7 separate regions of the Homo sapiens genome follow, and all the other regions are linked to region 4. A link is a contact called in ENCODE Hi-C or POLR2A ChIA-PET data. All regions are on one chromosome and are shown on one strand. The core of a region is the stretch at or near the end of the contact, and the rest is flanking DNA. Distances in the headings are between cores, read along the strand shown. Region 1 has its middle 17 kb from the start of LGALS8. Region 2 holds the start of MTR (5-methyltetrahydrofolate-homocysteine methyltransferase). Region 3 holds the start of LNCATV (lncRNA negative regulator of antiviral signaling). Region 4 holds the start of LYST (lysosomal trafficking regulator). Region 5 holds the start of HEATR1 (HEAT repeat containing 1). Region 6 holds the start of TOMM20 (translocase of outer mitochondrial membrane 20). Region 7 has its middle 31 kb from the start of LINC03108.

What was found. A loop is a pair of places that touch in the nucleus more often than their neighbours do. ChIA-PET counts read pairs that join two places held with the same protein, here RNA polymerase II (POLR2A). Pooled maps may share reads with other maps.
Region 1: a loop to region 4 is called in a pooled map, with 3 times the contacts of the local background. The contact joins the enhancer-like site here to the promoter of LYST in region 4. A Hi-C loop is called at or near these places in 1 of 168 maps with a recorded cell type or tissue (naive thymus-derived CD4-positive, alpha-beta T cell) and 4 of 50 pooled maps. POLR2A ChIA-PET finds 5 or more read pairs at or near these places in 1 of 52 experiments (PC-9).
Region 2: a loop to region 4 is called in a map of OCI-LY7, with 15 times the contacts of the local background. The contact joins the promoter of MTR here to the promoter of LYST in region 4. A Hi-C loop is called at or near these places in 6 of 168 maps with a recorded cell type or tissue (B cell, CD4-positive, alpha-beta T cell, CD4-positive, alpha-beta memory T cell and 3 more), 4 of 37 single-sample maps with no recorded cell type and 16 of 50 pooled maps.
Region 3: a loop to region 4 is called in a pooled map, with 5 times the contacts of the local background. The contact joins the promoter of LNCATV here to the promoter of LYST in region 4. A Hi-C loop is called at or near these places in 4 of 50 pooled maps. POLR2A ChIA-PET finds 5 or more read pairs at or near these places in 2 of 52 experiments (OCI-LY7 and activated T-cell).
Region 5: a loop to region 4 is called in a map of CD8-positive, alpha-beta T cell, with 25 times the contacts of the local background. The contact joins the promoter of HEATR1 here to the promoter of LYST in region 4. A Hi-C loop is called at or near these places in 2 of 168 maps with a recorded cell type or tissue (CD8-positive, alpha-beta T cell and naive thymus-derived CD4-positive, alpha-beta T cell) and 6 of 50 pooled maps. POLR2A ChIA-PET finds 5 or more read pairs at or near these places in 1 of 52 experiments (B cell).
Region 6: a map of dorsolateral prefrontal cortex shows a loop between it and region 4 (4-fold over the local background). The contact joins the promoter of TOMM20 here to the promoter of LYST in region 4. A Hi-C loop is called at or near these places in 1 of 168 maps with a recorded cell type or tissue (dorsolateral prefrontal cortex), 2 of 37 single-sample maps with no recorded cell type and 12 of 50 pooled maps. POLR2A ChIA-PET finds 5 or more read pairs at or near these places in 1 of 52 experiments (HEK293).
Region 7: a loop to region 4 is called in a pooled map, with 8 times the contacts of the local background. The contact joins the enhancer-like site here to the promoter of LYST in region 4. A Hi-C loop is called at or near these places in 10 of 50 pooled maps. POLR2A ChIA-PET finds 5 or more read pairs at or near these places in 2 of 52 experiments (activated CD4-positive, alpha-beta T cell and activated CD8-positive, alpha-beta memory T cell).

The regions. Positions count from the first base shown.
Region 1 is chr1:236,505,201-236,508,806 of GRCh38, forward strand. No RefSeq gene overlaps it. Among named protein-coding and RNA genes, the nearest start is that of LGALS8, 17 kb to the right of the region's middle. Within about 2 kb of position 2,196, at least 4 of the 41 ENCODE cell types and tissues checked have a DNase peak (open chromatin) inside an H3K27ac peak, as active enhancers do; they include PC-9, where a contact is called at or near this core.
Region 2 is chr1:236,792,900-236,796,604 of GRCh38, forward strand. MTR (5-methyltetrahydrofolate-homocysteine methyltransferase) reads left to right here and starts at 2,393. Exons shown (of 33, transcript NM_000254.3): 1 at 2,393-2,838. The coding sequence starts at 2,805. RefSeq lists enhancers at 2,419-2,708, 2,809-2,998.
Region 3 is chr1:234,962,004-234,965,412 of GRCh38, forward strand. It overlaps LNCATV (lncRNA negative regulator of antiviral signaling), which reads right to left and starts at 1,996. Exons shown (of 4, transcript NR_125945.1): 1 at 1,764-1,996. RefSeq lists enhancers at 762-1,961, 1,275-1,574, 1,595-1,644.
Region 4 is chr1:235,864,367-235,868,230 of GRCh38, forward strand. It overlaps LYST (lysosomal trafficking regulator), which reads right to left and starts at 2,540. Exons shown (of 53, transcript NM_000081.4): 1 at 2,477-2,540. RefSeq lists enhancers at 1,598-1,647, 2,018-2,117 and silencers at 2,238-2,657, 2,708-3,007.
Region 5 is chr1:236,602,008-236,605,893 of GRCh38, forward strand. HEATR1 (HEAT repeat containing 1) reads right to left here and starts at 2,509. Exons shown (of 45, transcript NM_018072.6): 1 at 2,415-2,509; 2 at 1,947-2,120; 3 at 1,153-1,369. The coding sequence starts at 2,088. RefSeq lists an enhancer at 2,450-2,709.
Region 6 is chr1:235,127,561-235,130,957 of GRCh38, forward strand. TOMM20 (translocase of outer mitochondrial membrane 20) reads right to left here and starts at 1,277. Exons shown (of 5, transcript NM_014765.3): 1 at 1,035-1,277. The coding sequence starts at 1,155. It overlaps SNORA14B (small nucleolar RNA, H/ACA box 14B), which reads right to left and starts at 377; the gene lies at 243-377. LOC105379283 (a long non-coding RNA gene) reads right to left here and starts at 641. Exons shown (of 2, transcript XR_949295.4): 1 at 69-641. RefSeq lists enhancers at 1,005-1,224, 1,455-1,554.
Region 7 is chr1:235,009,991-235,013,813 of GRCh38, forward strand. No RefSeq gene overlaps it. Among named protein-coding and RNA genes, the nearest start is that of LINC03108, 31 kb to the left of the region's middle. RefSeq lists enhancers at 1,724-2,313, 1,912-2,206, 2,157-2,657, 2,324-2,393, 2,604-2,783. Within about 2 kb of position 1,266, at least 26 of the 41 ENCODE cell types and tissues checked have a DNase peak (open chromatin) inside an H3K27ac peak, as active enhancers do.

The sequences.
Region 1 (3,606 bases), core at 946-3,445, 640 kb after region 4:
CGTGCACGTCCAGTCATAGTAACTTCCCTTGAACTTAATTATGACGTAGATTCTGTTGCTCACATGTTCGTTGCTGACCTTCTCCTTATTATCACCCTGCTCTCCTACTACATTCCTTTTTGCTGAAATAACGAAGATAATAATCAATAAAAACTGAGGGAACTCAGAGATGGTGCCGGTGCAGGTCCTTGGTATGCTGAGCGCCGGTTCCCTGGGCCCACTGTTGTTTCTCTATACTTTGTCTCTGTGTTTTATTTATTTTCTCAGTCTCTCGTCCCACCTGACTAGAAATATCCACAGGTGTGGAGGGGCAGGCCACCCCTTCACATCTTGTCTCCACTTCCTTGATTAAAAAAAAGAAAAGAAAAAAAAATTTGCCGAAGTTGGATTCATTCACAGAATTCTACACATTAAAAATGTTGCAGGTCGGGTGTGGTGGCAGCTCCCAAAGCTGCCTATAATCCCAGCGCTTTGGGAGGCTTGAGCCCAGGAGGTCAAGGCTGCAGTGAACTGAGATCGCACCACTGCACTCCAGCCTGGGCGACAGAGCAAGACCCTGTCTCAAAGAAAAAAAAAAAAACAGAAAAAAATAACGTTACAGAAAAAGTACAATATTTTTAATATATATATATATATTTTTTTTTTCTGAGACAGAGTGTTGCTCTGTCACCCAGGCCGGAGAGCTATGGCTCGATCTCAGCTCACTGCAACCTCCACCTCCCGGGTTCAAGCGATTCTCCTGCCTCAGCCTCCCGAGTAGCTGGGATTACAGGCACCCACCACCACGCCTGGCTAATTTTTGTATTTTTAGTAGAGACGGGGTTTCCCCATGTTGGCCAGGCTGGCCTCGAACTCCTGACTTTATGATCCGCCTGCCTTGGCCTCCCAAAGTGTTGGGATTACAGGTGTGAGCCACCATGCCCAGCCAAAAGTACAATATTTTTAATGACATATAAAGATGTTCATTCTTTGTGGTTGCCCTGGGTGAGAGGGACTATTGATACTCAATAGTGTTTCTTTTGTTTCTACATTGTTTCTATAGTGAAAATACGCATTGGCTTTGTATTAAAAAATGTATAGTAAAAATGGTTTTATTAAAAATAGCAAATAACTACAAAAACTCCATTGCAATGGAAAGCAGCCCTTGGATTTTCTAGTTGAATGAAACGAGTAATTTATCCAATGTTAGAAATGTCTAAAGGCTCGCTCAGGTTTCATGAGCAGAACAGGAATTGTATATCCAATTAAATGTGAAATTGCAATGCCTGGTGCGGTGGCTTATGCCTGTAATCCCAGCACTTTGGGAAGCCGAGGCAGGGGATCGCTTGAGCCCAGGAGTTCGAGACCACCATGGGTAACATGGGGAGGCCCCATCTCTACAAAAAATAAAAATCGTTAGCCGGGCAGGTTGGTGCATGCTTGTGTTCCCAGCTACTTGGGAGGCTGAGGTGGAAGGATCCTCTGAGCCCAGGAGGATGAGGCTGCAGTGAGACATGATCGATGCACTCCAGCCTGGATGACAGAGTGAGACCCTGTCTCAAAAAAAAAAAAAAAGAAAAGAAAGTACAATCGCAATTAAATGTCTTTGCGTTGGTGGCTCCTGACCAAATTCCCTAAGCAAGCAGTATGTTAATGAGCAGAGGGGCCACAGCTCACCTTGCTCAATTAAAGGCAGGAGCAGGCCGGGCGTGGTGGCTCACGCCTGTAATCCCAGCACTTTGGGAGGCCAAGGTGGGCGGATCACGAGGTCAAGAGATCGAGACCATCCTGGCCAACATGGTGAAACCCTGTCTGTACTAAAAATACGAAAATTAACTGGGCATGTGGCATGAGCCTGTAATCCCAGCTACTCGGGAGGCTGAGGCAGAAGAATTGCTTGAACCCGGGAGGTGGAGGTTGCAGTGAGCCGAGATTGCACCACTGCCCTCCAGCCTGGTGACAGAGCGAGACTTCATCTTAAAAAAAAAAAAAAAAAAGGCAGGAGCAAGTATGGGCCAGACAGAAATCAAGGTGTAAATTGGGCAGATCCTCAGGCCCAGTGCTGAATTTTGGTTTGATGAAATAAAACATTACATTTCAAGGTTGGCAGAGAGGAATGAAGGTGGAAGAGGAATCTAGGGCCATTTAGGGAAGCCATGAAGCCTCCTGCCCACACTAGTGGGTAGAGTGGAGCCAGGCGTTTTGCTAGGGCTTGCTATATCTCTTGGCAGGGTGCTCTGCTGCCAAAGCCAAGAATTCTAAATTAGATTAAATAGCCAGAAAGAATGTTAAACATTTGGACATGATATCCTCCCTCACAGATTAGCTAGAGTGTAGTTCTGCTGTGCTAGATACTTAAATAAATACCTCCCTAGCTGTGAAGCCTGCTTATCACAGTACTATATTTTAGGATGAGGTCATTATTTTCCTATGCATACACATGCATTGTATAATCTTGCCAATGTAGGTCAGCCCAAAAGAAGTGACAAATGTGTAGAACACACATTGGACTAGCTTGGGACAAAATTAGTATACCTAAAGATGACAGATTTCTTAACTAATTTTATGAGCCATGCAGCTTTGTATTCTAGCAGAGACAGACATTAGGAATCTTATAAAATCAAAAATTTTAATTTTTGCCTGAATAGCTCCAAAGGGCTAAGATCTCAAGCAAATGCGTGTAGGTTTTGTTTTTGTGGTTGTTGTTGTTTTTAGAGACAGGGTCTTGCTCTGTCACCCATGCTGAAGTGCAGCGGTGCAGTCCTAGCTCACTGCAGCCTTGACCTCTCAGGCTTAAGTGATCCTCCTGCCTTAGCCTCCCGAGTAGCTGGGACTACAGGCGCATGCCACCACCCCGAGTAATTTTTTATTTTTATTTTTACTTTTGTAGAGACAGGGGTCTCAATATGTTGCTCAGGCTAGTATCTTTTTTCTTTTTGAGACAGTCTCGCTCAATTGCCCAGGCTGGAGTGCAGTGGTGCCATCTCGGCTCACTGCAAGCTCCGCCTCCCGGGTTCACGCCATTCTCCTGCCTCAGCCTCCCGAGTAGCTGGGACTACAGGCGCCCGCCACCATGCCCAGCTAATTTTTTTTGTATTTTTAGTAGAGACGGGGTTTCACCGTGTTAGCCAGGATGGTCTCGATCTTCTGACCTCGTGATCCACCCGCCTCAGCCTCCCAAAGTGCTGAGATTACAGGCGTGAGCCCTCGCGCCCGGCCCAGTCTTGTAACTTAACTTTAAAGCTACTTATTCCCAAATGAAGATGGGATGGTACACAGATTTTAAGTATTAGCTGGTTTGGAGCTTCTGTCTTTTAAAGCAACATTTTACTTTGCCACAGGGTGGTGGGGCGGGGGCCATCCTAGAAAGAAGAGTGTGAGTTTCATGGGATAGGGTCTGGGGAGGTGGCTGGAGGAGTTTAGGTTCTTTTGATATCTGTGGCTACACAGACAGATAACCAAGGAAAATGTCCAAACAGTGAAATTAAGTGCTCACTGCACTAACACAGAGAAGGACCCTGATGTCTGGCCGCAGGCCTTTGTTCTCATTGGCTTCAAAGAACTTCTTGATGTCTACCTTAATTTCATTATTATTTACCCAGGAGTCATTCAGGAGCAGGTTGTTCA
Region 2 (3,705 bases), core at 1,143-3,642, 930 kb after region 4:
CTCCCGGGTTCAAGTGATTCTCCTGCCTCGGCCTCTCGAATAGCTGGGATTACAGGCATGCACCACCACACCCGGCTAATTTTGTATTTTTAGTAGAGACGGCGTTTCTCCATGTTGGGCAGGCTGGTCTCGAACACCCGACCTCAGGTGATCCGCCCACCTCAGCCTCCCAAAGTGCTGGGATTACAGATGTGAGCCACCACGCCTGGTTAATTTTTGTATTTTTAGCAGAGATGGGGTTTCACCATATTGCCCAGGCTGGTCTCGAACTCCTGGCCTCAAGCGATCCACCAGTCTCGGCCTCCCAAAGTGCTGGGATTGCGGGTGTGAGCCACTGCACCCGGCCCAAATAGGGTCATATTCTGAAGCACTGGAAGTTAGGGCTTCAACATATCTTTGAGGGGGACACATTGCAACCCATACAGTATTCTTGGAACTGTAAATCGCGTTTTTGTACTAGAAATTCACTGCCCCTTTAGGCACTATGTATTCCTCTAATCTTATTTGTTACTCTTTTACGACTTTAAGAAATACAGAATTTGGTCAGTTTTAGCTGAGAGAGTAAACTTTGATGACTTGCATCAAACAGGGACTGGCACACAACTCCTGGAATTTCCAGTAAGAGAATGTGAATGGGGGACAGTTGCCGACTAGGTGCCTGAAAGATCATTTTTCAAGAAACACGTCAACAAACTTTGAGGGATACATGATAATTAAAAAACTAGCTTCAACCCGGGAGGCGGAGGTTGCAGTGAGCTGAGCCAAGATCGTGCCAGTGCGCTCCAGACTGTGCGACAGAGTGAGACTCCGTCTCAAACAAACAAACAACTAGCCCTTATAATCTTTTTTTTTTTTTTTTAGACAGGTGCATCTTTACACAGTTAAATTTCACTACTTCTTTTTTTGCAGATAAAAACTCAGGAGTTGAGAAATGAATAAACATAATAATAAATATGAGAAAACCATCATGATTTATCAAGCCTGGATAAATAATTTAATAAGTTCAGCATAGAAGACCTTGCTTTTTTTTCTTTCCTCCTTTTCTTCTTCTTTTTTTTTAACTTATTTATTTCAATAGGTTTTTGGGGAGCAGGTGGTGTTTGGTTACATGAATAAGTTCTTTAGTGGTGATTTGAGAGTTTGGTGCACCCATCACCTAGGCAGTGGACACTGCACCCAATGTGTAGTCGTTTATCCCTCACCTACTCTCACCCTAGCCCTTATAATCTTAAGATTTTTGGCTATTTAGGGCCATCTCATTCCTCCCTCCCTTCTTTGTTGCATTCTCTCTCACCTACTCCATTCCCCCCACCTTCCAAGTAAGACCATCTTTGGTAAGATGGTCTTGGTAAGAATGTGATACGCATTATAATAATTTTTCAAATCTTCAAAATTGAGGTATAATTACATACAATAAAATGAGAATGGCATGCAAATTTGTGCCTTTTTTAAAGCTTAGTAAATGTCATAATTTGGTTATAGTTTTTATTTTTCTGGATGCATTTGCTTTTCCTTACATCTACCATGCTCAGCCTTACAGAGATTTTTCTAGATGAATTTGCTTTTTCTCACATCTACCATGCTCGGCCTTACAGAGCTGCCCTTTATTTTAGAATTCCCTAAAGTGCTGTGTTGTACACAGGGAGCTTCTCCTGACTGGAACAACCTTACCTGGTACCACTCTTCCTTCAGGACCCAGATTCTTCTTTGAAACCTTTCCCTGGCCCCTTTGAATACTCTAGCTCTTTTAAAATGTATGTGGTTCTTTTTTCCCTGTTCAATTATTAATCTAACTAGGTTGTGAGTTCCTCCTCCAAGGACGTGAGGGTGCGATGTAGCTTGTCTGATTTTGCATTCCAAGTGTGTGCCCCAATGCCTGACACATAGTAGGTGCTCAATATATGTTTACTGTCAATAAGTTACAATTAACACCCCCATATGGTAATTCAGAGTTTTCATAGCGCGGTCAAACGATCTCATTTAACGCCTACTACAACCCTAAAAAATTCTAATTACTACCATCCTATCATTCTTGTTTGTAGAGTGTGGAGACTGAGAGGTTAACTGTCTTGCCCAGCGCAAGTCAACAGCAAAACGGAACTAAAATTTCAGGCTCGACACCACACAGCGTGTCGAGATCAGCACGAACTTGGCGCTGTGACTTTTCCTTAGAGGGGCCACTTAGGCTTACACTTCCGGATCCTGGGCACACAGAGACGCGAAAAGCTCCCGCGGGAAACTGGGGAGCGGGACTACATCTCCCAGAGAGCCCCGGGGCTAAACAGCAGGTGATTGGTTGATATTGACAGCCAATGCGGCTGCGAGGAGCTCGGGCAGACCAATCACAGGCCGGAAGGGGCGGGACCTCCCACGCCGAGGATAGATTGAGCGCAGAACTAACCGCGCTCTGAAAGGTTCTAAATGTCTGCGGGGCTCAGAGCCGGATGTCACGTCGTCCTCCTCTGCCGGTTTTCTCTTGGGTCCTTTTCCGTGCCGTCCCGCGACTCCGCCTCTGGCCGCGCGTGTCTGGCTGCTAGGCCGACACCAAGGACTGGCCGGGTACCCGGGAAGAAAGCACGTGCTCCAGCAGTTGCCGCGCCCAGCCCCGAGAGAGGCCCTAGGGCGCTGCGGGCTTTCGGGGTCCGCAGTCCCCCCGCGACGCGAGCCAACGGGAGGCGTCAAAAGACCCGGGCCTTGTGTGGCAGGCTCGCCTGGCGCTGGCTGGCGTGGCCCTTGGCCGTCGTCACCTGTGGAGAGCACGTCTTCTCTGCCGCGCCCTCTGCGCAAGGAGGAGACTCGACAACATGTCACCCGCGCTCCAAGACCTGTCGCAACCCGGTAACGCTGCGACCCCGTCTGCGTGGTTGGGTTGTGTTTCTTAACTCGTGCTGTGGCCTCCTAATCCCTGGGGCGATTCCCTTCTGCGGCGGGAGACGCCCGGCGGTGTTTCCCCGCGTGTGGGCGGCACCTTTAGAACTTAGCGCAGGAGCCCGGAGGGCTACGTGTTTTGCTCCACTCTTTGTCCGACCTTCACCTCTTTCTCCCCAGGCAAGCCATCAAAACCTGCAAAAAGCGTCCTCCCCTCGCCCCCGAAACACATTCTTAACGTCACAGTAACTAAACTTTCCAGTTCCACGCAGCATAAACCAGCTGGGCCCTCTGGAAGTTTTTTTTTTTGCATGGTGTGACGCTTATTCGTAAATATGTATTGCGCACCTACTGCGAAAGAAAGTTCAGGCGCGGAGAGACAGACGAGGAAACTCAGAGAACTATTTAAAACTACTACATGGAACTTTTTATTTTCTGCTTCTACGCACGCTGCTGCAAAACTGCAATATGCATAGACTCACTATGTTAAAATAGATGAGCAGACCCCACCTCCAGATACCGAAATGGGAGGTAGTAATTTCAAGCGATTCTGATGTTGGTGGCCCTGGGATCAACAGTGAGAAAAAGCTAGTTTAGCACGAGAACTGAACGTAATGTTAGCTTTATAACGAGCTCTAGATCTCTAAGGTCATGCCTGATTATAATTTGAGGACAAATACACCCGTAAAAACGGGTGAGGAGATGTAGAAACGAGAATTAGTGATAAGTACAAAACAGTAAATATCCTATCACATAGTGGGGATGTTTAGCTTCAGGAAGAGGGGGAATACTAAATTCGTAACGCACAAGGAAATTTATCAGAGGTTAACCGGTGAC
Region 3 (3,409 bases), core at 746-3,245, 900 kb before region 4:
ACACATGGTAGTGCATGGTGAATCCACATAGCATCCATGCACACACACAGTACCCACACACACACGCGGTACATACACATGGCACCCCTGCACATACACAGTAGACATGCGTAACCCAGAAAGTGGTTCTTGCTCTCTCTGCAACCTTAAGACTTTGGCAGTTTTTGTTAACTCCCACACTTGGCAGGATTACATTTCCTTGTGGCCTCAATGACGTGATAGGGCAGATTTATTGGGCTTACAGAAAAAAAGAGAGAGGAGAGAGAGCGAGAGAGCGAACAGTAAACTCTGCTGTGCAGTCAACCTGGACCTTGGTTTTAAGTTGCACATCATCAGGGCCAAGAGAGAAGATTTGGCAACATGGGGTGGTTTGGTGAGAGTCGGCATGTTTCACTGGTAATCTGCTGGAGCACTAAAATATATACATCCAAAGGTTACCTTCTTTCAATTCACTGAAAAATAAAAGGAGCTTCAAGGCTGGACCAAATAACACACATAAATAACTCATGCATGCCTGCATGCATAGATGCAAACATACATACCCAAGATGTGTAGCAAACAAAACAGGCACAGTGCTTTCAGGAGAAACTTGGGTGTGGAAGTAAGTTCTACCTTTTTGCTCTATTTTCCTCCTGGAGGGAGAGAGGAAAAGCAGCTGCCTAAATGCTCAGTCAGCCCACAAGCTGTCATGCGTGACTATCTCCAGGGCAGACAGGAGAGCAGGAACCCCTTTCTGAAGCTGAGTTCTGATGCAGAATGTTTTCAGGGCTTAAGACAGCCCCCACACAGCTAGCCAACAGAACTTTCTGGGCTGCGGTCAGTTAGCTATGTCGCACAGGAATGGCATCTGCTTTCACTTATTTCAGAACTCAAGCATAAGTCCTGGGAGTATTTGACCAAAAGAGCCTCCCGCTTGGCGTGCGAGGGTTAGGTTTCCAGAAGATGTAGCACGTACCTGCGCTTTCAACTCCCAGAAGCCAAAGCTATGGAAAGATCTCAGCGTGTTTTTTTTTTAATTTTATTTTAAAATCATACCGTTTTAAAAGTTCTGCTTGTTATAAATCCAGCCTGAAAGCAGATGAATGAAACATAGACCCACACAAAAAAAATCTACAAGAATAGATCTTTTTTTTTTTTAACTTGGGGTTTTTGAGGAGGGATTTTAGAGGAGTGGCGGGGAAGCTACTCAGTCGAGATAAACTCCTTAAAAGCATGGGCAAAATTCCCTTTTCTGTGACCAGTTTTTTTAAAAATGACAAAGTCACACAAGAGAGGAAATGAAAAGGGAAATTTTTAGACTTCTCATCTGTGCTGAAAGCCCCGGGCTGTTTCAGAACCCGGTCAGGGTAACCGTCAGGCCTGCGGTCACCGCGCTGCAATCCCAGGAGGCCTTGCGTCAGCGGCCATTATATCAATAAGGAAGTACAATCACCAAACCACAAGCCGGCTTCTTTTCTAAGCCCACATGTTGCTTTAGAGGGTTTTCAAACAAGAGACTTTCCTGTTTTTGAAACCTGTGAATCCACAGGTCTTACAGGTTACTCAAATTATCTTATCACTTGCAGCATGAATTTCAAAACTGCTTACTCCAGCCTTCCCCTCCCCTGGAGGAACAGACGTCCATTTACAAACCAGAATCCTTATTTACAGTGTCCCGTTGCCAATTGCTGACACAGAAGGGGGAAAAAATACCAGTTATACATTAAGCTTTAAGGTTAAAGTATCTGTGCCAGACGCTGTCCAAACACCATCTATTCACTGACCTGAAGGCAGGATGACCACACCGGAGAAAATTCTACAGAAACAGTTTTGCGGTCACAGCAGTATTCCTTCACAGAGCCAGGCTATGTTTCCTGCAGATGCATACACATGCTTGCAAATGTACTGTAAGAAATCATCACAATTCACAGGAAACATATTTATCCTAAGATGTGTAGCAAATCTGTTGGAAATTTTTAAGCACAGCCAAAAGACATCCCAAACCACCTATGAGGTTGCTTCCCAGGTTGCTGGAAAAATCAACGTAGGATAGCATCGGTAGAGGACGCTACCGCGGCGCAGGTGAAAGATGTAAACAGTGCAATCTAAATCTTCAATGGGATGCAAGTCAGACTTATTTTTCTCTTGAGCAAATAAAAAGATTCAGATTAAAGAGTGCCTTATAGAACTGGTACAGAGTTCTACATAGAACTGATATAGAGTTCATCTAATAAGAGTGTCTTATAGATGAGATAAATCCATAAACAAACGTCTCTCTTTCCTGCTCAGCTCAGCAGCTTGAGAAAGATGTGCCACACCTAACAACTGCATTTGACAGCCATCTCCTGGTTTAACTTCTACCCTGGCCAGCGGCCACTTAGCGTTGCCCCAGCAATGCCTGCAGACTTCATCACGCGCTCCCTCGCTGGAAGCGTCCCTCCTAAGGCAGACCTGAAGTTCACAGAGGGCTTCTGGACAGTAGTTCACATTCTGTTTTCAATGGTGGCCTAATCAGACTGAGAATAAACAACAAGTGAACTTTATCCTGCAGCTACAACCAGTGAACTCTAAGCCCATTTCACAGAATGCACACAGCAATAATGGATCTAGCAGACACTTATCTAATCTCACACTTTCCGTCTTTTTGGGTTATAATCAACACTTAGCTCATCAACACACACACACACACACACACGCACATCTTCCAAAAAAGAACCTGCTCTCAGTTTAAGCACACTGAGATTTTATTTATCTTATTTTATTTGTCTGCATTCCAATAAACCTTCTAACATTGAAATGTTGAGACAGACACTCTAAAGTCAGGATGCTGTGATGTTTATGTTTGAGGGAGGGTTCTTTCAAAGTAGCCAAAATTGTCTCTCTTAGGAAATGTGAAGTGTGAATGAAGCCACACCAAAAAGTCTCAGAAGTAAATCTCTCAAAGATTATGACCAGCCTGTTGTGGAATAACGCAATATATCCTTAGAGGAAAATACAATAAAGTAAGAGAATTCCAGGCTTCCTACACAGGCCCAGTAGGTATTTTTTATCTTAATAACTCGTTGGTAAATGGCCTACTATGTCCATAGGAAAAGCATCCTCTTCTTCAACTGTGTTTTAAAAAGAATAACTTCTTCTTTCCTCCTTTGGAAAAGCCATTGCTCCAAAATTCACATAAAACAAATACAGACTGGTTTTCTGTTCCTTTCACTTTCTGTCCCTATCACTTTAGGCTGTGGTAACCAGGACTTCTAGGCCTAAATATGCTTGCCTGATTTTGCCTGAGTTTGCTGGAGAATTGCTCAACCACCCTCTCACTTTGGCTGTGTAGACCATAGCTCTTGCCCTCCCTCCAGGGGAGAGGCATTAACTAATGAAGAAAACAGTGACTCCCCTCTTCTGCCACCACTGACACTCCATACCCAGGCCT
Region 4 (3,864 bases), core at 1,290-3,789:
CTCGTAAACCTAATCTCAGTAAACAAGTACCCCATCTTTCTACTTGTTCGGAACTAAATTTTGGTGTCTTTTACATCTCTACCCTCAATTTATCCTGAAATCAATGACCTCTCACCACCTCCACCAATTCCACTCTGGTCCAAGCTACATTATCTCTGGCCTGGATTAGGGCAACAGTTCCGGATTGGTATCCCAGCTTCTGCTCCTGCTCAACCCTTCCCCTACAACAAAGTCTATTCTCCATCCAGCGCCCAGAATGATCATTTTTAAAAGGCAAGCCTGGGGCCGAGCGCAGTGGCTCACGCCTACAATCGCAGAATGTTGACACGCCAAGGTGGATGGATCGCTTGAGCCCAGGAGTTTGAGACCAGCCTGGGCAACAATGGCGAAACCCCATCTTTACAAAAAATTAGCCAAGCATGGTGGGTGATGTGTGCCTGAAGTCCCAATTACTTCAGAGGCTGAGGTGAGAGGATCACCTGAGCCTGGGAAGTCGAGGCTGCAGTAGGTTGTGATCATGCCACTGCACTCCAGCCTGGGAGACAAAGTGAGATCCTGACTCAAAACTAAAAATAAAAGGTAAGGTTCTTTACTCAAAGAGTGGACTCCCCTTTCCACTGAGAGTAGAAACTCAAGTCCTTAAAAGGGCCTACAAGGCCTTATACAGTCTAATCTCCCACCACACTCACCTCTTTGACTTTATTTCTACTCCTCTTTGCTTTTTCCACCACAGCCAAATCAGCCTCTCTGCTGTCCTCAAACAAGCCCAGCACACAGGGCTTCTGCAAGCCCTTCTGCCTTCCTCTCTGCTAGCACATCCTTCCCTCAGAGAGGTACATGGATTACCCCTCACTTACTTCTGGTCTTGGCTCAAATGATATCTTTTCTAGGAAGCTTTCCCTGGCTGCCTCTAGTTAAAATTGCAAACCTCTCCCGGTTCCCTGCCCTCCCTCTTCCCTGCCCTCCCTCTTCCGTGCTTTTTCTCTGTAGTACTTAACACCATCTGACACAGCACATATTTTATTTGTTTATTATCTGAGGTCCCCACTAGAATATAAGCTCCATGAAGGAGCAGATATTTATGTTTTCTTAGAAAAGTATCTGACACGCAGTAGGTGCTCAATAAATATTTACTAAATACATATATATAATTATATAGTTTGTGAAGTATTTTTATGCAAATTACAGCAATTCATTTTTCCTTATGCCCTCTCTTCTTCAAATTCTCCAATCTTTGTAGTAACAATATGGATGACAGCAAAGAGCTATCAGAAAAAGAGTTGTTGGCCACTTAACAAAGCTCTTTAAAACAGATACCCCATATTAATCAACTACATCTATAAATTGAAAGCTTAAAGTCAACATCTTTATTAGCATAGATGAATCTAGGCGTGGAATTTTAAAATAATAGCGCAGAAGAGCCAAGAATCATCAGGAAGAAAAGTCTAATTCAGTTTGTCCTATCAATCTGTTAAACAAACAATAGGAAAATGCAACCTGCATTTGATCTTCAAGGAAACACTGGCCCAAATTCAACACGAACGCATTCAACACAAGATTCGACTCCCTTAAAATTTTCTATCTGCTTAAAACAAACCCCATTAACTATCAAGTGCCGTCGCTGGGTGTGTATGGTCTGCCGAGCGGATCGGGGATGTTTTGCTATGTTTTGTTTAACCAGATAAGAATTAGCGTTAAGGAAACGTTTCTTAAAGCCTCTGTATCCCCTGGACCATTAAACAACCCCTTCGTTGGGCTTTACACTGTGGTACCGGGGTCTTCTCGGGTAATTTCCCAGCTTATTTAACTCATCAGAAGCGAAGGGGCATCTCAGTCAGGCTCCAGTGATACCGGAGACAGACGGCAGATGTCTCAGGGGATCCCCTGGAAAGAGAGGCTCTCGCCCAGTCAAAGGGTGTCACGGACAGGAGGAAAGAGCGGACCGAGGCGCACGGTGTAGGTGACAGGTGGGCGAGCGCCGCAGGGCAACAGCGCGGGGAGTGACCGGCTGGGTGGTGGCGCGGAAACCGTCAACTCCCATCGTCAACCTGACAGCTTGGGCCCAGCTGGGCTGAGTAGTGCAGCGGCACAGGATCAAAAAATAAAATAAAGGTAGCAACACACCGCCGTCAGCCTGCTCGACCTCGCCCCCCGCGCGCTGCGAAATAAAGTTAGTGCCCAGTGGCCGCTGCAATGGCCCAGAGGGGCCCAGCCGAGCTCCCGCCCGCGGCCCGGCGGCTGTCAAAGGCGGCCCGGCGCCGCGAGAAGTCCCAGAGCCCAGAAGCCAGAGAGGACGCCCCGAGCTGGCGCGTCAGGCCGAGTGCCCTCGCGCCCTCGCGCCCTCAGCCCGGCGGTCCCGGCCCTCAACCCAGGCTGACAGCCACCAGCCCCAAACCGCCTCCCCTCCAGGCCACGCAGAGGGGCCGGGACCCGGAACCTTCTGCCGGCAGCGTCGGCGCCCGGCGGCCGCCTTTACCTGGTTTGTGGCAGCTGCGGCCGCCGCGCACTCCCCCTCTCCCGGAGAACCCCGAGCCGACGCCGCTGCCGCCGCCGCCGCGCACTCCCCACCCCCGCCCGCCCAGGTAACCCAGGAAACCGAGAACACCACCCCCTCCCTCCCCTCGTCCGGACCCAGACCCGCTCGTCTGCGCGTGCGCCCTTGGCTCCGCCTCGCGCGTGTAAGCCCCGCCTCCTCTGGGAGGGCAGCGCCGGCGTCGCAGGCGTGACGCGTGGAACTGCCGAGCCAATAGGGAAGGCAGGGGGGCGGGCCGACCCGCGGGGCTGCAGCCGGGGCCCGGTCTGGGTTTCTCAGCGGTCGGGGGTCGTACCCTGGGTCCGCACCTCCTCCCAGGGCTCTGCGTAGTGGGCTGCGTCAGACCCTGGGGAGTGCGAGCACCGTTTGAGAAGCACCAAACACAAGCGCATCGTCCGCCTCTTCCATTCAACACAGACTGTCAACCTGTCCCATTGTGTAGGTCTAGAGGATGAAGATAGAAGAAATAACGGGAAGGAGTCAGGAGAGGGAGAAAGGGTTACCCACAAGGCACCCCTAGCCTTCCTCTGGGACCTGGAAAAAGCCATATTGTAATGGTTACCGTCGGCTTCTTTCAAGAAACAAAAAGAGCTTTGCAAAGCCACTGCAGAAGTAATTCAGTGCAGTGGTGTATTTTCCAACCGACTCCTGTTCAAACACGGTTTGTATACAGTGCGCACTGTCAGTGTCATATGCCCTAATAGACCAGTCCCTCCAGAGGGTGGGAGCTGTAGGTAAAATCCAGGATGTTTTGGCTGCATCCCCGGCTCTGGGCCCAGCACGCTGCTGGCAGACTGCTGCGGTAGGCAGTTTGGCATTTCAAGGGCCACCCTCCTCACCTCCTAGTCACTGAGACAGCAACGCCAGAGGTACTGGGAAAAAGCCTGAACTGTAATCGTTCGGTAGTTTTCAAGTTCTGCCAAACAATACAAACTATTAATAAGCAGATAATCTACAAATTGACAGGAATTGCTGTAGAATCAACAACTCCCATAATTTTTTGCACAGGAATTATGAAATAGAAATAATTCAGGATATTATGTCCCAAGCCTATATACCAAATGTTACTCCCAATTCCTCAAACTCCCATCTAACCCAATGACAAGCAAAGTGCGTTAAGTTGCCCACTGATGTGGTTTAGAGGGTGCTCTTGGGGAAAATTCCCCACTTTAAAATATGTCTTCTCTGACGTCTGATGTTTAACCATTAGCAGTTCATATCTTTAGGCGAAGATTGCCCACTTCCTCTGGCAGGTAGTCTTTTATTTTTATTTTTTATCTTTTTTTTTTTGAGACAGATTCTCGCTCTGTCGCCCAGGCTGGAGGGCAGTG
Region 5 (3,886 bases), core at 1,259-3,758, 740 kb after region 4:
ATGTGCCTGTAATCCCAGCTACTTGGGAGGCTGAGGCAGGAGAATTGCTTGAACCTGGGAGGTGGAGGTTGCAGTGAGATGAGATCGTGCCACTGCACTCCAGCCTGGGCGACAGTGCGAGACTGTCTCAAAAAAAAAAGACATACATATTGGGAGAATAAATAAAACAAAAATGTGTATGCTGTGATGTGACACCAATATGTGAGAAAATAAACTAAGCTTACTGAGACAATTCCCAAAGCAGATAAAAGATCAGACCTTGGAAATAAACTTCAGCTGTATCCTAGCTCTGCCACTTACTAGCTGTGTGACTCAAGAAACTTAATCCCTCTAAGCCTCAGTTTTCTCAACTGTAAAACAAGGATAATACAAATAATCTCACCAGAGGAATGCTGTGAGAATTAAATGAGATAATGCAGATAAAGTGCTTACCAGGGCCTAGTGTATAAATGCTCAAAAACACATTAGCTATCATTGTTTTTCTCAAGCAATGGTATTTCAGAGGATAACATTGCCTGCTTCCCCAACCATCTTGTTATTTTGCCAAGAAAGCAGCTTAGTACTCACTGCCTCAAGTGTGCAGGAACAAGCTGTAATGGCAAAGTAGCATGGGCTCTTCAGAACTAACGAGGTTAGGCTGGGCGAGGTGGCTCACACCTGTAATCCCAGTATTTTGGGAGGCCGAGGCGGGTGGATCACCTGAGGTCAGGGGTTAAAGACCAGCCTGGCTAACACGGTGAAACTCCATCTCTACAAAAACACAAAACTCATCCAGGCATTATGGCAGGTGCCTGTAATCCCAGCTACTTGGGAGGCTGAGGTGGGAGAATCACTTGAACCTGGGAGGCAGAGGTTGCAGTGAGCCAAGATTTCAATATTGCACTCCAGCCTGAGTGCCCAGCAAGACTCTATCTCAAAAAAAAACTAATGAGGTTAGACCATTTACTCAAAATCACCAGTAGTTCTACTTTTCACTATCAACAAAAAAGAATTTAAAGGCAGAAGAGCATGCTTATCTCACACAATGGACATTGTATCAATCTCTTAATATACCTAATTTTTCAGCTTTAATTTGATAAGTTCTCAACTACTTAATTTTTTACAAGACCAAAGTGATTAACCCATAGTTATTTCTGTAATTCTATTAGCTACCTGTGAATCAACCACTCCAGACACTTCTGTGCTGGCTTAAGCAGGAAGTAAGGCGACAAGTGAATAAGGAATAATGAAATGTTTTCATCCAACTGTTTGTTTACTGCTTTGGTCTGAACACTTCGCTCCAAGGTTTTTGCTAGCTGACTGAACAACGGTGCTTCAAACTGCTCAAAGGAAGGATCAATTCCAAGCAACTCTTCCAGGCCAGTACATCCTAAATTTCAAAAAAGGCCAGTTTATTTAACAATTCTTCGTAAGCAAATTCATCCCACCCCTCTTTTACAGTTTTACTTACCCCTAAGAAGTTTCTGAATTCTTTAAGTACATATAATTTATAATACAGTCCCAAACACTGATTTCTAGTTTTCAACTTTTAGAGTAAATCCTATCTCATCTACTAGAACAGAAAGTACTTCGTGGCAGGGAACACTTTTTTTTTTTTTTTTTTGGATATCCCCTACAATAACTAGGCCAGTCCTCTGAGAGGACTTCTCCGTCACCCCAGTCACTGCCTCCATCCCCCTTTTAGCTGTTCTTCTCTTTGACATATTAGTTGACCTCTCTAATTTTGTTTCTTCATCTGTGAAATCCAGATACCTCTACTCATAAACATTTCAAGCACCAAGCACCTGACTGTTATGTTCTCTTTCCCTTAAAAATATACATCAACATGCTAGAAACTGCTAAGGAAGAGGACGGGACAGAAGAGAAAACAAGGGGAAAAAAAAAAAACAGTAACATCCAGAAAACAAACGCTTCCAAGAGCTTTTCTAAGTTAAAAGATGGCTCACCAATGGCGAAGGCGGTGTCCCTGTCGATTGTGGCCGCTTCCTTAGGGTCAAATAACAAAGAAGCAACTTCATCTCTAGATAAGAGGCTGGCATCACTTTGAGGGAGGGCGAGTCGTTGCAGCTGCTGGGCTAAGGACGTCATCTTTCACGCCAGCGGAGTTTTAATGACACGGGCTAAAAAAACGTAAGCACTTTGATAAGTTTCTACGAAATTATAAGGCGCCTCGTAAACAAACAATTCTCTTCTGCACTCAGCACCGTCATGGACACACAACGCGGGTGTCCTGAGATTTGTGGACCCCGGAGATGCAAAGACGATGGCAGCAGCGTTAACAACTAATTACAGTAGCGGCGACCGCGCCAAGGCTTTCCTTCAACCCTGATTCCGCAGATATCCGGAAAACTCTTACCCTCCCTCGATATGCCGCCCCCATCCGCAGCCACATCAAGCGGCTCTGTGCCGCTTACCTGGAACTGGGAATTTGGGTATATCTTGGAAGGCAACAACTCTTCACAGCGCTTCCCACATGGTACCAAGGAGCCCAACCCTCACCCGGAAACCTAAGGCATGCTGTAGAGCAACTTCCTGCTGCAGGCGCTACGGCAAGTGAAGAGGTTCAAGCTTGCCGGGAATGCGACGAGACAGCTCCGCCTCCCGAGACGAAAGCCCGCCCCTCAGCCCGCCGGACTCAGGCTCAAGTCTGAGCTTCGCCTCTGTAGCTCCGGTTTAGCGGTCTGCTCTGCGGCTTGTGTCTGAAGCTTTCGGTCTCTGGATGGGCCTTCTGTGGGCTTTAAGGATCCGTAGCCAGAATCATTCATTCAGTAGTGATCCAGCCTTTACTAGGTGCCAGCAGCACCGCGTAGTGTTGAAAGCTATGGGTTGTGAAGTCACGTGGTTTGGGTTCAAATCCTGGCGCTGGCGCCTGTCGGCCGGGTTAACGCCACCAAATTATTTCATCTCTCCGAGCTTGTTACTCACTCTACAAAGTGGGAAGAGGCCGAGATTGTCGTGAAAGGAGCTTCTGCTCCTAGTGCAAACCGATCTATAAATGCTGGACTCCACCGCCCCAGAGCTTGGGGGAGATCTTGTCACTCCTCTATGTTTCCATTCCCGAGGGGTAAATGGCATATATTTTTTTCTTTCAAAACGAATCATAGTCAGGCGCGGCCTGTAATCCGAGCACTTTGGGAAGCTCAGGCGAGCTGATCACCTGAGGTCAGGAGTTCGGGACCAGCCTGGCCAACATAGCGAAACCCCGTCTCTACTAAAAATAAAAGAATTAGCCGGACGTGGTGGCGGGCGCCTGTAATCCCAGCTACTAGGAAAGCTGAGACAGAAGAATCGCTGGAACCCGGGAGTCGGAGGTTGCAGTGGGCCAAGATTGCACCACTGCACTCCACAGAGCGAGACTGTCTCAATAAATAAATTAATCGAATCCTGTTGAGGTATAATTTACAAACAATGGTTACACCCACGTCAGTGGAAGAGTTTGATGACTTTTAGCAAATGCATGTATAGGTGTAATGACCTCCCCAGTCAAAATGACAGTTTCCATCGCCCCTAAAAATTGTCTCTTGCCTGTTTGCGAAGATTCCCGCAACCACTGGTCTTGGCCTCACTACAGATAGTGTTGCGGAAGAGTATCCTTATGTATGAATATAGCTAATCTGTTTCCAAAACACCGGTATGCGCTAGAACTAGGATGAACTGACGTCTTCCAGACGAAGGAGTGAGATCTGATGCTCTGTCTTTTCTGGATGCATTAATTTCTCTGAAGAGCTCTGCGGGGCCAGGGGGTCAAGTCTTTCTGTAACCGTCTTCCCTGGAGAATGTCAGAAACACAGCTACAAATTTGGAGGCCCTGGTTGTCTATACCTCATGCAGATTCTCTCCCATTTACAAACAGAATCTTTTGTTGTTGGTTTGCTTTAAAAGCATT
Region 6 (3,397 bases), core at 27-2,526, 740 kb before region 4:
ACCGTAACCACTGTTACTTAAGTAAACAATAATCCCTTCTTTGTACCCCTTGGGCTTTAGTAACTTACGTATCAATTTTAATTCCAAAAACTAATTTGGCTGAACAACCAAGATAAGCCAAAAAATATTTCTTATTGCAACAAATTTGCTCTTCAATGATGCGAATGAAGATTCTCCGAAAATTCAAGGTGGATCACAACGGTTTTCATGACACGATTCCCCTCTGGTAGACCTCTCTTAAAAGATGTCGCAGGTATGAAATAAGACTGAGCCACGGGAGAAGCGCAGCCCTTTGGACTCCCCTGCAATTTCTATAGCATTCACTCATATCTTGGAAGCACTTAGAACGAAGCTACCAAGAGGGTTTAAGAATGCAGCAATGAGCCAGGCGGATCATCTGAGGTCAGGAGTTCGAGACTAGCCTGACCAACACGGTGAAACCCCGTCTCTACTAAACACAAAAAATCACCGGGCGTGGTGACGCCCGACTGTAATCCCAGCTACTGGGGAGACTGAGGCAGGAGAAGCGCTTGAACTCGGGAGGCGGAGGTTGCAGTGAGCCGAGATCGCGCCACTGCACTACAGCCTGGGCGACAGAGCGAGATTCCGTCTCAAAAAAAAGAATGCAACAATGATACTGCACTGAGCATGCGGATTTAGCCTCAGACTAAAATTTGCGACAAAAATGCACGACTTTTTAGTTAAGAGTAGAGGTTTAAAAAGATGAACGACAAAAAAAGAGACAACCTCCTCCCCAGGCCACACACACCCGAGATTGCAACAGAAATCAAGAGTGCATTTGCACGGCTAAAGTGTCTGGGGAAAACAAAACGGGAAAAATCCTTCCTCCAAAATGGAATTCCTACGGGGCACTAGAGCCCCCGGAGCGGCGCAGCCAGCGCCATCGCCTATTGAGGGCCGCACCACGCGGTCGCCCTGCGCGGCCCACAGGCTGGTGGGAGGCAATGACCCCTCCTGTGAAGGGCGGCGGCCGAAGGCAGCAAGCCTGGCCAGGGGAGAGAGGACCCACTCACGTTCTCGAAGCCTGTTCTTGAAGTTGGGGTCACTTCGTCTTTTGCGGTCGAAGTAGATGCAGTACCCAATGAAAAGGGCCCCGCATACACCGGCGGCGATGGCGCTGTTCCGACCCACCATCTTCTCTACAACGCTGAGCGTGGACGGTGGCGGCAGGGACCGCGAAGGAGCGGTGGGCCACGAACCCTCAGAGCGGTCGGCGCAGCTCACACCCGACGGCCGCGGGCCAGGAACACAGAAAGGCCGAGCACACGCCACTTCCGGTCCCAGTCAACTAAGGGCCTCGAGGTCGTCCGCGGCAGAGCCTGAGCAGAGGCCCAGAGCGCGGCTCCTGCGCCTGCGCAGTGGGCGAAGCCGGCGTTTCCCCTGCGCCGCTGGGTGTACGCACTGGAGTCGGGAATTTGCACGTGACCACGGACTTTTTTTCATATCCGCCGACCATGCTGTAACGAGGCGTACGCGTTACTGGCGTGCACGTACTCAGAAGACTAGCTGACAGCCTTGTTTGTGGCAGACAGAGATGCAGGGTCCCAGACTGCGAATGCTTCATCTTGTCTAACACAGGCAGCCTGTGACTTGTTTGAATTAAACTGTACTTTCTTTTCAGGTTGCCACAATCCATTGTGCGTAGTGGTTCCATTTCAAAAGAATGTTACAGGATAGCCTCATTTTATGATAACTGGAATAAAATTAAATGGAGTAATTTCTTGAAAAATATACACAATTGAAGAAAAAATAGAAAACGTGAATTGTTTTATAGCCACACGAAAACATACACATGATCAGGCCAGGCGCGGTGGCTCACGCCTGTAATCTCAACACTTTGGGAGGCCGAGGCAGGCGGATCACTTAAGGCCAGGAGTTTGAGACCAGCCTGGCCAACATAGTGAAACCCTGTCTCTACTAAAAATACAAAAATTAGCTGGCCATGGTGGCCGGGGCCTGTAATCCCAGCTACTCTGGAGGCTGAGGCGGGAGAATCGCTTGAACCAGGAGGCAGAGGTTGCAGTGAGCCAAGATCGAGCCACTGCACTCCAGCCTGAGTGACAGATCAGGAGTCCGTCTCAAAAAAACAAAATATATATATATATGATCTAACTTAAGATATTGACAAGGAAAATCGTGGGCAGAAAGCAGGCATTAAACAGACACTGTAAGTTGAGGGGTATCGAAGTCAAGCATCAGTGTCAAGAGACATTGGAACCAGAGCTACCTTACCTTGAATAGGGGCTGGGTAAAATGAGGCTGAGACCTATTGGGGCACATTCCCAGGAAGTTTGGCATTCTTGGTCACAGGATATTTACAGGGAAGGGAACAAGTTAATAATGTTTACCTAACAGACCCAGGAAATGTCCTGATGTCCTGATATCTTAAGAACAAAAGCATTCTTAGTTTAATTTTCCCTTTAAAGATAATATTGATCCTTGCAGAAGACAGTAGTTACACAGGATTAACAGTCCTTTGACAAAGACCAGGCAGTGTCTCACACCTGTAATCCCAGCACTTTGGGAGGCCCAGATGGGCGGATAGCTTGAGCCCAAGAGTTCAACACCAGCCTGGGCAACATGGTGAGACCCTGTCTCCACAAAAAAATTAAAAACTTAGCCAGGCGTGGTGGCACACACCTGTGGTCCCAACTACATGGGGAATGATGCGGAAGTATCCCTTAATCCCAGGAGGTTGAGGCTGCAGTTGAGTTATGATTGTACCACTGCAGTCCAAACTGGGTGACAGGGTAAGACCTCGTCTCAAAACAAACACACAAAAAATCCTTTGTCACAAGCTCTTGGAGTAGAGCTCATCTTCCTCATTTTTTTGCTGTTCAATACAAACAAGCCTTGTACCTAAGGTGGACATGTTCCTTCTCTTGCTTTAGGGTATGCACCATTCTACAAAGTAACCTTTCACTTTTTTTTTTTTTTTTTTTTTTTTTTGAGACAGTCTTGCTGTCACCCAGGCTGGAGTGCAGTGGCATGATCTTGGCTCACTATAACCTCCACCTCCTGGGTTCAAGCGATTCTCCTGCCTCAGCCTCCCCAGTAGCTCGGATTACAGGCATGTGCCACCACACCCAGCAAATTTTTGTATTTTTAGTAGAGATGGGGTTTCACCATGTTGGCCAGGCTAGTCTCAAACTCCTGACATCTGGTGATCCACCCACCTCGGCCTCCCGAAGTGCTGGGATTACAGGCATGAGCCACCGTGAGTGATCTTCTTTATTTTCTTAATAAACTTGTTTTCACTTTACTCTGTGGACTGGCCCCAAATTCTTTCTTAGGCAAGATCCAAGAACCCTTTGTTGGGGTCTGGATCTGGATCCTTTTCCAGTAACACGAGGTTGCATAATAAAGAATTTGGCTG
Region 7 (3,823 bases), core at 16-2,515, 860 kb before region 4:
GATGCTATGGAGGGAGGAGGCAGCCACAGGCAGGGCTTGGGGATAGTCTGGAAAACAGAGAATGAGAGGAGTCAGGGCAAAGAGGCGAGGTCTGTGGAGGTGCCGCAGGAAGGCGTTGGGCGCTGGCTGCAACTGAGAGCTGGGAGCTCAGGAAGGCTCAGGTGGCTGGACCCGGCCAGGGGGCAGACGCGGAATAACAATGGCCTTCCGTGAGGGCAAGGCCATCTGTAGCAAAATGTCCACCCTCCATGCCAAGCCTCCCACCCAAACATCCCTTCTGATTTCCCATGCTATGAGGGCCTGAGCACCGGAGCCCTTGGAGAGAAGATCCATCGGAGGCGGAAAGGTGGGGGGACCCACGTGGCTCAGGTTAAACTTACACCTGGCTTTGCATGGAGAAGTCTTGGCAAACTTCTGAACAACAAATCAAGTTACAGATGGCTGAAACAAACGGTAGTTTCCCAGGAGCCGCTGAGACCATCAGCAGGAGGCCTGTAGACTTTCATCCAAGTCAGACTCAACCATATCTTTCTTTTTCCAATTTTTTAAAAATTGTAGTAAGTAAAATACACATAACAGAAAATTTACCATCTTAACCTTTTTTTTTTGAGACAGCGTCTCACTCTGTCACCCAGGCTGGAGTTCAGTGGTGCGATCTCAGCTCACTGCAAACTCCGTCTCTGGGTTTCAAGTGATTCTCCTGCCTCAGCCTCCCGAGTAGCTGGGATTACAGGTGCCCGCCACCATGCCTGGCTAATTTTTGTATTTTTAGTAGAGACAGGGTTTCACCATGTTAGCCAGACTGGTCTCAAAACTCCTGACCTCAAGTGATCAGCCCGCCTCCGCCACCCAAAGTGCTGGGATTACACGTGTCAGCCACCGTGCCTGGCCTCCATCGTAACCATTTTTAAGCACGTTGTTCAGTGGTGTGACATGCATTCCCACTGCTATACAGCCATCGCCGCTAACCATCTCCAGGCACTTTCATCTTGTAAAATTGAAACTCTGCACCCATTCAACAATAACTCCCCACGTCCCATTCCCCTCAACTATATCTTTTTAAAGTGCTTTTCCCAGTGAAGTTTCTAACATTGCTAAAGAACATAAAATATAAAAACATGGCCATGCAGCAGGGGCTTTTTACCCTGCAGAATGCCCACTAAACCGTTTCTGTATGTTTAATTTTTTTAACCAAGGAAGTAGGGGATGCCCAAGATTTGGTCCCCAAACCAGAAAGACTGTGGGTTCCTTGCATCAAGCCGGGGCTTTTAGTCAACTCTCCCATGGGGACTCTGTTGGCCCGCTCCACCTCGGGTGTTCCCCCGCCCCTGCCTTTTCCTCTCTCACCTCCCCCATCCACCCCTCTCAGCCTTGCAGTCGACCTGCCTCTCCTCTGGTTGCTCCGTTTGTAGGGAGGGTCTGCTTGAAGGGAGTTCCCATTCTCTCTCACCCAGAGTCAAGGCTCTTGACTCTATTGTACCTAAAAAGCTCCTGAGGAATTTGACAAGGCCCCACCCTCAGAGATATGGGGTGAAGCCCAGGAATCTGTATTTTTAACAAGCATCCCAGGTGATCCTGATACTTGCACACACCCCCACACACACCCACGCCGACTACCCACACACTTCCATGGCCCAGAAGTCTGCAGGACCCACAGCAGGTATTCGGGACTATTTGTTCAATCCACACCTGAGTCGTTGCACGATTATGCTCAAGTCCCTCGGAACACCTCGCCTGCCATCTGACAGCTTCCCATCCAGAAACCACACAGTACAGTAAAAAACAGAAAAAAGAAAGCCGTTAGACCCCAGTGAATGTTATTTTTAATGAAAGTGGTGCATTTTGACTCACAATGTTGAAACCAGATTATAAATGAGTCATCAGTGAATCGACCACAAAGAGCCTTTGCGGAGGTGATTTACAGGAGAGCTCTGATGTCTGCTGTCCCCTGCACACGCTTCACAGAGATGCTGTCAGACGCAGAGCTGGTCTGGGGCATCTGTTGCCGCGTCAGCTCAAAAGGATGCTGTGTTGTCACCAATGGGATTCCCCAGCCCAGGCGGTGTTGCGGTCCCACCCACACAAGGAAGGCGGCCATCACTGAATAATGCTTGTGGTTACATCATCATTGCTGGTTTCCAGGTAGTGACTAGCAGATACTGGAGAGAGACAGGCCATCTGCTCTTCCTGTGCGCCTCAGCTCCTCCCTCATACCCACATCCTCTCGCCTGGTCTTCTAGAAGCAGCCCCTATGCAGACAGACCAGCAGGACTGAAAGCTGGACAGACTCGAGCCGGAGAGCCAGGTGGAACAACCTGGCCAGAAAGAGTCTGGCCGCAAAGAGTCTGGCCACAGCCCCACTTTCCTCATCTCTAAAATGTCCACATGGCTGCCTGCCCTGCCCGGCTCAAGGGAATGTTGCAAGGCTCTCATGGAAACCATGCTTGTGAGGGTTTTGAGGACTATCATAGCCCGTCCCAAGGTCAGAGGACAGTAGAAAACAAAAAACTTGCTTTCAGAGGGTGCTTTCACCAGTCAGCAGCCTCTGCCCCGGGCAAAGCCAGACAACTAAAACGGAATGAATCCGCAGAGTAGGGTGGGGATGAAATTCTCCACCTCCAACCCAGAAAGGAAACGCCAATGCTCATGTTTCCCCTTAGAGAAACAGGCAATGTTTGAACAGGAACAACGACGCCAGAGGGTCAATCCACACACAGAACACTCCATCTCCATGCCGATGGGGGACTGACTGTCCTGCTGCTGAACTGCACCCCTGGGGCTCTCCAGGACACTCCACTGGTGGCCACACTCAGGAAAATAAAGAAAAACCTTCAAAAGGACCCTTCTGGCCATTCAGAGAATGCACAGGCCTGCTAGCTCCTGCTTGCCTGCTCAGAGCTGCCTCCACTGGGGCAGGAATCTGCAGCCAAGAAAATCCCTGACAACCCCAGGGACAGAAGGGTCAGTCTGGGGGACCATCGACCAACCCAGCAACCCAGATTAGACTGCTCCACCAGGAACTCTGTGTCCAGAGAGCAGGATCTGCCACAAGCAAAACTAGGCCTCATTTACTATTCCACAATAGCAACTAGAAAGCATGTGACCCAGAAAACCTTCAAAGAAGGCCAGAAATTCATTAAATCTGAAAAGAAGGGAAGAAGGGCGGGGGAGAGGAAAACACTGCTTAGCAAAGCCAACTGAATCCCTCTTCCATACATCACAGATGCAGGACCAGTCTCAGCATTCAAGAGGAAGAGAAAAATGAAAACAAAAACCAATCTGGAGTTGAATGTCAGCCTTCCCCTCACTGGTTCTGGGTCCTTTGGAAGGCCATATTGTCCCCGGACCTCTCTTGCTTCAGTGGCCTTCCTGCCAGGATTGCCATAAGGATTAAATGGACTCATATATGTGTTGTACCTATACAGTACCTGCAACACAGTAAATATCCAATAAATGTTGGTTTCTTGCTACAAGAAATTGTAAAATATGGGCACAAATTCCTCCTACTTTGTTAAGCACATCCCTTGGCAATGACTTAGCTGCTACTCCCATCAAGAGTTGTGGTCTATGTCCCTACCCCTTGAATCTGGGCTAGCCTGGGACTTGCCTCAACCAGTAGAATTTAACAAAAGTTACAGTGTGTGACTTCCAAGGCTAGCCCTTGCCGCTTCCACTTTTGCCCTCTTGGAATGTGGCCCAGAGACAACCATCTAAGGAAGCTGATCTAGGCCACTGGAAGAGGGGTGGGCAGATGGAGAAGTGATGTCCCCCAACCAGCTGCCAGTCACATGAGAGAGGCCATCTCAGATCTTCCGGCCCAGCT